Regions from separate parts of the Homo sapiens genome. Here region 1 is linked to region 2. Evidence: chromatin contacts called from ENCODE Hi-C or POLR2A ChIA-PET data. All regions are on one chromosome and are shown on one strand. The core of a region is the stretch at or near the end of the contact, and the rest is flanking DNA. Distances in the headings are between cores, read along the strand shown.

Region 1 (3,483 bases), core at 925-3,424, 260 kb after region 2:
AAAAAGCTGGGCGTAGTGGCTCACGCCTGTAATCCCAGCACTTTGACACTTTGAGAGGCCGAGGCGGGCAGATCACGAGGTCAGGAGATCGAGACCATCCTGGCTAACACGGTGAAACCCCGTCTCTACTAGAAATACAAAAATTAGCCAGGTGTGGTGGTGGGCGCCTGTAGTCCCATCTACTCGGGAGGCTGAGGCAGGAGAATGGTGTGAAGCCAGGAGGTGGAGCTTGCAGTGAGCCGAGATCGCGCCACTGCACTCCAGCCTGGGGGACAGAGTGAGACTCCGTCTCAAAAAAAAAAAAAAAAAAAGCCAGGGAGGAAAAGCCACACACTGCATGATTCCATTTATATAAAAAGTCCACATTAGACATATCTATAGAGATGGAAAATAGATTAGTAGCTGCCTAGAGTTGGGGCAATTTGGGATTGACTACAAATGGGTAGGAGGTTTCTTTCTGTGGTGATGAAAATATTCTAGGATTGGTTGTGTTGATGGTTGCACAGCTCTGTAAATATACTAAAAACTTTGTGCGCTTTAAATGGGTGAATTGTCTAGTGTATAAATTAAATCTCAGTAAAGAAACAGGCAACCCACAAAGTAACAGAAAATTCTATATGAAATTGTTACCACTAAGACGTCTAATAGTTATATTTAAAAATAATAATAACAATAGTTTTCTTGGTGTTTTGTTTTATTTTCTGAGACACAGTCTCCCTCTGTCACCAGGCTGGAGTGCAGTGGCACGATCTCAGCTCACTGCAACCCCCGCCTCCCGGGTTCAAGCAATTCTCCTGCTTCAGCCTCCCGAATAGCTGGGACTACAGGCGCATGCCGCCACGCCCAGCTAATTTTTGTATTTTGTTGTTGTTGTTGTTGTTGTTTGAGACGGAGTCTTACTCTGTCGCCCAGGCTGGAGTGCAGTGGCTCCATCTCAGTTCACTGCAACCTCTGCCACCTGGGTTCAAGTGATTCTCCTGCCTCAGCCTCCCGAGTAGCCGAGATTACAGGCGCGTGCCACCATGCCTGGCTAATTTTTGTATTTTTGGTAGAGACGGGGTTTCAGCATCTTGGCCAGGCTGTTCTTGAACTCCTGACCTTGTGATCCACCCATCTCAGCTTCCCAAAGTGCTGGGATTACAGGCGTGAGCCACCATGCCTGGTCTTTTTTTGTATTTTTAGTGAGATGGGGTTTCACCATGTTGGCCAGGATGGTCTCAATCTCTTGATCTCGTGATCCGCCCACCTCGGCCTCCCAAAGTGCTGGGATTACAGGTGTGAGCCACTGCGCCCAGCCAATAGCTTTTTAAAACAAAACAAAAAAGTGAGGGCTTTGCTGTCAAATCTCATTTCTGCCACCTGCTGACTATGTAACCTTGGACAAGTTACTTAACCTCACTGAGCTCAGTTTTCTCATCTGTAAAATATGTATTAGGTCATTTTGAGGATTAAATACATGAATATGTAAAGTCATCTGGCACATAGTAGGTGCTCAGTAAATGAAAACTATAAAGAAGAGCCAAGGAATGCCAACAATTAAAGGAGTGAGGAAGAAAAAACAATATTTGTGGGCCAATGCTATATCCATACATTTATGCCTAACATTTGGCTGTGTTCTAAGGACATAAGGAAGACCCTGACTAAGAAGCTGGAAGGCTGAGGTATAAGGCATTTCTGGAATAAAAATCCCCATAAATAAGCTAAGGGCCAAAACAGAGTCATGGGCAGGTTGTTCAGAAGCAGAGAGAAAGGCTTTGAAAGGGGAGGAGACTTTAAGAGTCAGCCAGGTGGAAAAGGGCAGAGTAGACCCTTGTCCCCTCCCCTACTATGGGTAACCAGAAGGATATGAAACAGCCCTCTCTGGAGAAAACTGGATAGAGTTTACTCAGGACAGGCAGAGGCAGAAATCAGAAGAGAAATTGTAGGTTGATTTTTCATGGCCAGGATGGGGAATGAAGCTGGCACAGGAGGTAGAAGATAAGGCCTGCCTCCCTGGCCTTGCAATAGGTGAACTGAGCCCTAGGAATTCCTGCCCTCTCCCCTGGACTAGCTCCCCTTGGCCCCTAAGCTCTGGATCTCCCTCTGCCTCCCACCAGTCCTCTTTTGGGGAACAGAACCCGATGCTCTGTGGGCCGAGCATGATGGCTCCAGCACTCCTCCCTCTAGTGACTCATTCCCAAGACTGGGGGTGGCAGGAAGTGCCAGGGCCCCAGAGTTGCAGCCCCATCCGGATTCTGGCAGCTTAGAGACATCCTATATTCTTCCTTCCTCCCCCCACCCCCGCCACCTCCCTCACTTTCAGCTCTGACTCTTGACATTTCTACATAAGAGACACCCACCTCCCCCAATCTCTTCTTGCCTTTCTATTGCCTCCTACAGTACCTAAACTGCAGCCCCTAGGGGCTGCTGGGTTAAAGCAGCCTGATCCCAAGGGGGAATGGACACAACCCACATCTAAGGGCCCTTTCCTAGGAAAGGTGACCAGGCAAGTTCTGTACCCTCATGGCCAGATCTTTGACCGGCAAGGCACATGATCTAGAAAGCATTCTGATTGACGCTTAAAACAACAAAATGGTTTTGCTCCATGCTAAGGTCTTCACAAGTCTGTCTCATTTATTCCTTACAACAACTCTAATACAGATACCATTATCACCGGCATCTGGCAAATAAGAAAAGTGAGAGGAAATGTGAAAAGTAGAAGAGCTCGGCCGGGCGCGGTGGCTCACGCCTGTAATCCCAGCACTTTGGGAGGCCGAGATGGGCGGATCACAAGGTCAGGAGATCGAGACCATCCTGGCTAACACGGTGAAACCCCGTCTCTACTAAAAATACAAAAAAATTAGCCGGGCGCAGTGGCGGGCGCCTGTAGTCCTAGCTACTCAGGAGGCTGAGGCAGGAGAATGGCGTGAACCCGGGAGGCGGAGCTTGCAGTGAGCCGAGATCTCGCCACTGCACTCCAGCCTGGGTGACAGAGCGAGACTCCGTCTCAAAAAAAAAAAAAAGAGAAAAGTAGCAGAACTGGGGCTTAAACCCAGGACTCACATCCTGGGCCTTTAACTGCCAGGCTCCTCTTCCTGTCTTGGGAACAGAGGGCAGTGTAGGCCTCTTTGAGCACAGCCCCCTGAGTAATCTAGGGCAGCACATGCAATCTTGAGGCCCTTGGCACAGCTGCTCTGGGGTCTGGCTTCAACTCTAGCCTCCCTTCTAGTTCTCCGTCCCTTTCTATACCTGCCCCACTCTCCGGGGTGGAAATGTGGAGGGCTACTCAGAGGATTCTCAGCCCCATCAACAGCTTATCTTCCTATTCAACTATTAGGACAAACAGACATCAATGTGATTCCAGGGTTCCCAGGGACTACCTAGAAAGAGGGAAATCAGATAGTAATGCTTATAGGTGCAGGCAGGCAAAAGGAGGCTATAGATACCCAAGCATGGGGTTAGCTGAGGCTTGCAGGCAGAGCAGACATCTGTCAAATCAAAGAG
Region 2 (3,703 bases), core at 770-3,269:
GGGCTCCTTGCCAGGAGGCAGGGGTGAACACAGTGATATCTGGAATCATTTCTGTCTAGAGGAGCTGTAAAGAGTGAGAGAATGCGGTCTTCCACAAGAGCATGGGGGCAGTGTTAGATGCAACACTCCTGAGAAGTGAACGGCATCATCAATAACAAACTCCCTGACTGAAATGCTCAGGTAGTCATCCTGTCTTTTCAGCCACCCGGGTGAGCAAAAGACAGAACAATGGCTCAGGAATGGGGACAACTCAGGCAAAAGGGCCTAGTCACAGGGGTGAGGTTCTTTCCAGAATCCTCAGCACACAGCAACACCCCCAAAGGGGGCTCTAGGCTCTTGCTTTACAAAAACCGCTAGGGGCCTGTGTGTCAGCATGGCTGACAGGAAGCGGTTATACTGAGGAAAAAGAGATGAAGTCAAAAGATAAAGTTGACAGATATTAGGGTTGTTTCCACATTTTGCCTATGAACTTGCCTCTTCTAGCCTTTGCCAAGAACAATGAAATAAGAAGTCTGAAGAGCTGAATGTCCATGCCAGGGTGCTTCATCAAAGCACCTCAGGGATCCTAGACTTGACTGCCGAGAGGAGGCATTTTAGTCAGGCAAAGAGGTTGGAGGTGTGGTATGGGTGCTTAAAGTTGGCTAAGTGCTAAAAAAGGTGGACAGTTTGGACAACCAGTCTATGAGTCCCATGGCAGGGAAGGAGGTAACCTAAGAGACAAGCAGGGGTCCAAAAGAGAGGTCTGGAAACTCATCAGTTGCAGCATCAAGAAAGGTATTCAAAGGCAAGGGCCCTTGCCCTTCCATCCCAGACTTCCACTGTGTCACTTTTCATGAGGGAAAGGAAGGAGGGCACAGTGAGTTTTAGAGGCACATGCATGCACACACACATATATGGAGTTGCCTCTGGGAATGTAAATAAATATTCATGAACAGCTCAGTGTATGAAAAGCAAGGACAGAGGATGAAAAATGGTGCCAATTAGAAAGAAAGGGTGGTATCTATTTTTAAAGTGGCTGAATAAACAGTAAAGGATTGCTTGCTAAAAATACTGTGCTTGACCCCCTCCCCAGTGGCAGAGTCCCTCTCCTGTGCTTGGTAACAACAGGCAAACTCTCCTCCCAGTGTGGCAGGTCTAATGCTGCCATGGCAGCCTCATGTTCTTATGAGAGGTTCACCCTGGGCCAGGTATGGTGGCTCTCGCCTGTAATCCCAGCACTTAGGGAGGCCGAGGCAGGCGGATCACTTGAGGTCAGGGGTTTGAGACTAGCCTGGCCAACATGGAGAAACCCCATTTCTATAAAAGATACAAAAATTTGCTGGCTCTGGTGGCGCATACTTGTAATCCCAGCTACTTGAGAGGCTGAGAGGCTGAGGCAGGAGAATCGCTTGAACCCAGGTGGCGGAGGTTGCAGCAAGCCAAGATCACGTCACTGCCCTCTAGCCTGGGCAACAGAGTGAGACTCTGTCTCCAAAAAAAAAAAAAAAAAAAAGTTTACCCTGGGTGCCTGTCTCCAGTAAGAAGGAGATTTCTTGTGAGAAGCATTCTGGGTCTCGGACCACAAGCTGATAATGGCACTCATGCCTCAGAGGTGACTCAGGTTCTCAACAGTCTCCAAAAGATCCCTTGGCAAGAGGGAGCAAGTGAATGCAGGACTCCACTGGAGAATCCAACTATGGAGGCATCAGAACCAATGTAACAAAAAAGGAGGGGAGAGTCCCCAAATTATCCTCCCCAGAGTCCAGATCATATGGGAGTATTTCATGAGAGTCATTTCATGGGACTAGTGGGGCACTGAAATCAAGTTTCTTATCCACTGCCCACTCCTGATACACATGCACCAGGATATTCCCCCCTGGGATTAGATCTGACTGATGGCACATGAAAATAAAGGCAAGGAGTGAAGCTCAGTATGATTCATGGACAGAGAAAACAACAGGAACCCAAATTGTATGTGGGCCAGTGATGGGCAGGGACTGGAGTTTCTGTTCTGTCCCAGATGCGCAAATCTCACCCAAGTCAGTCCTGTAGGAAAAGCACTTGCTCTCCCACGCTCACGCCTGCTCTCGCGTGCTCTCAATCTCTCTCTCTTTTTTTTTTCTCTCTCTCAGCATTTATCACCACTTGGCACCACACTGTGGTTAGAAGTCTGGCTTTGAAGTCACGCTGCCTGGGTTCATGTCTTGGCTCTGACACAGTCTAGCTGGGCGACACTAGGCAAGTACTTAACCTCCCCAAGCCTCAGTTTCTCCATGCATAAAATGGAAATAGTAATTGTCTTTACTCCATAACAGTACTTACTTGGCCAGATTCAATGAGAGCATGCAGTGACTCTCAGCTCGGTGCCTGACATGTTGTAGGTACTTTTTTCTAAATATTCTTCATGTCTTGGTCTAGACTCTAAACATTTTGAGGACAGTAACCATGCCAAATGCATCTTCCTATCCTCTAAGAGTGTAACAGAGTTGAAATTCAGTAAACTTTTGTCAAATGAGCTGGCTTCCCTGAGCATGTTTGCCATGGGCAACAAACCCAGCTGGCAAATGCATTTGTCCAGTTCACCGGCCCCATTTGTTCTCATCACCTCAAGATAAATCCTCCCAACCACCAGCAAGGTGTGCAGGGTGGGCAGCATCTGCCCCTCCCTCCATTAGGAAAAGGTGAGAATAAATTGGAAAACAAACAGCCACAGGCAGTATTTGCAGCTCCTCAGAGCGATGCCCTATCGATTTTTAAGTGTCACTGTTAATAACAACAACAACTGGCAGTGATACAACATTTTTCTTCCAAAACAATCAGAGCATTTTATAGAGACAATTTCATCTATCTCTCCATGGCTCCAGCAGGAGCAGGAGAATATTCCCCACTTCAAGTAAAGGGCAGGAGAGGCCAAGGGGTTTGGCCAAGGTCACTGTACAAGTCAGTGGGATGCCGGTGCTCCTGGTCTCTGCGGCCCTCTGCATCCCTGGATGGCATCTCCCTAGGACAGAACTTCCCTAGCATAGTTCTTTTCAGATGTTTAGCAAAGTTAACCTTTTAACAAAACACCCATGGGTGGAGGGTGGCATCAAGCACTATTCCAAAAAGCATCCTCTTGGCGGGAAGCCCTTAGACATGACCACTCCTTGGCTTAGTCTTCCTCTTCCTGTGTGCCATCAAGAATCACACCTACCAGTTGGGCGTGGTGGCTCATGCCTGTAATCCCAGCACTTTGGGAGGCTGAGGCAGGCAGATCACCTAAGGTTAGGAGTTCGAGGCCAGCCTGGGCAACATGGTGAAACACCATCTCTGCTAAAAATACAAAAATTAGCCAGGCATGGCGGCTTGCACCTATTAGTCCCAGCAACTCAGGGGGGCTGAGGCACGAGAATCACTTGAACCCAGAAGGCAGAGGGTGCAGTGAGCCAAGATCATGCCACTGCACTCCATTCTGGGTGACAGAGTGAGACACTGTCTCAAAAAAAAAAAAAAAAAAAAAAAAAAAAGGCCGGGCGCGGTGGCTCACACCTGTCATCCCAGCACTTTGGGAGGCCGAGGAGGGCGGATCACGAGGTCAGGAGATTGAGACCATCCTGGCTAACATGGTGAAAGCCTTTCTCTACTATAAGTACAAAAAATTAGCCAGGCGTGGTGGCAGATGCCTGTAGTCCCAGGTACTCGGGAGGCTGAGGCAGGAGAATGGCGTGAACCCGGGCGGAGGAGC

The links. A loop is a pair of places that touch in the nucleus more often than their neighbours do. ChIA-PET counts read pairs that join two places held with the same protein, here RNA polymerase II (POLR2A). Pooled maps may share reads with other maps.
Region 1: a pooled map shows a loop between it and region 2 (4-fold over the local background). The contact joins two enhancer-like sites. A Hi-C loop is called at or near these places in 4 of 50 pooled maps. POLR2A ChIA-PET finds 5 or more read pairs at or near these places in 5 of 52 experiments (GM12878, H1, HCT116 and 2 more).

Annotation. Positions count from the first base shown.
Region 1 is chr5:139,244,321-139,247,803 of GRCh38, forward strand. No RefSeq gene overlaps it. Among named protein-coding and RNA genes, the nearest start is that of SNHG4, 28 kb to the right of the region's middle. Within about 2 kb of position 2,175, at least 3 of the 41 ENCODE cell types and tissues checked have a DNase peak (open chromatin) inside an H3K27ac peak, as active enhancers do.
Region 2 is chr5:138,979,742-138,983,444 of GRCh38, forward strand. The region is part of intron 7 of SIL1 (SIL1 nucleotide exchange factor); the gene reads right to left. Among named protein-coding and RNA genes, the nearest start is that of LRRTM2, 110 kb to the left of the region's middle. Within about 2 kb of position 2,020, at least 3 of the 41 ENCODE cell types and tissues checked have a DNase peak (open chromatin) inside an H3K27ac peak, as active enhancers do.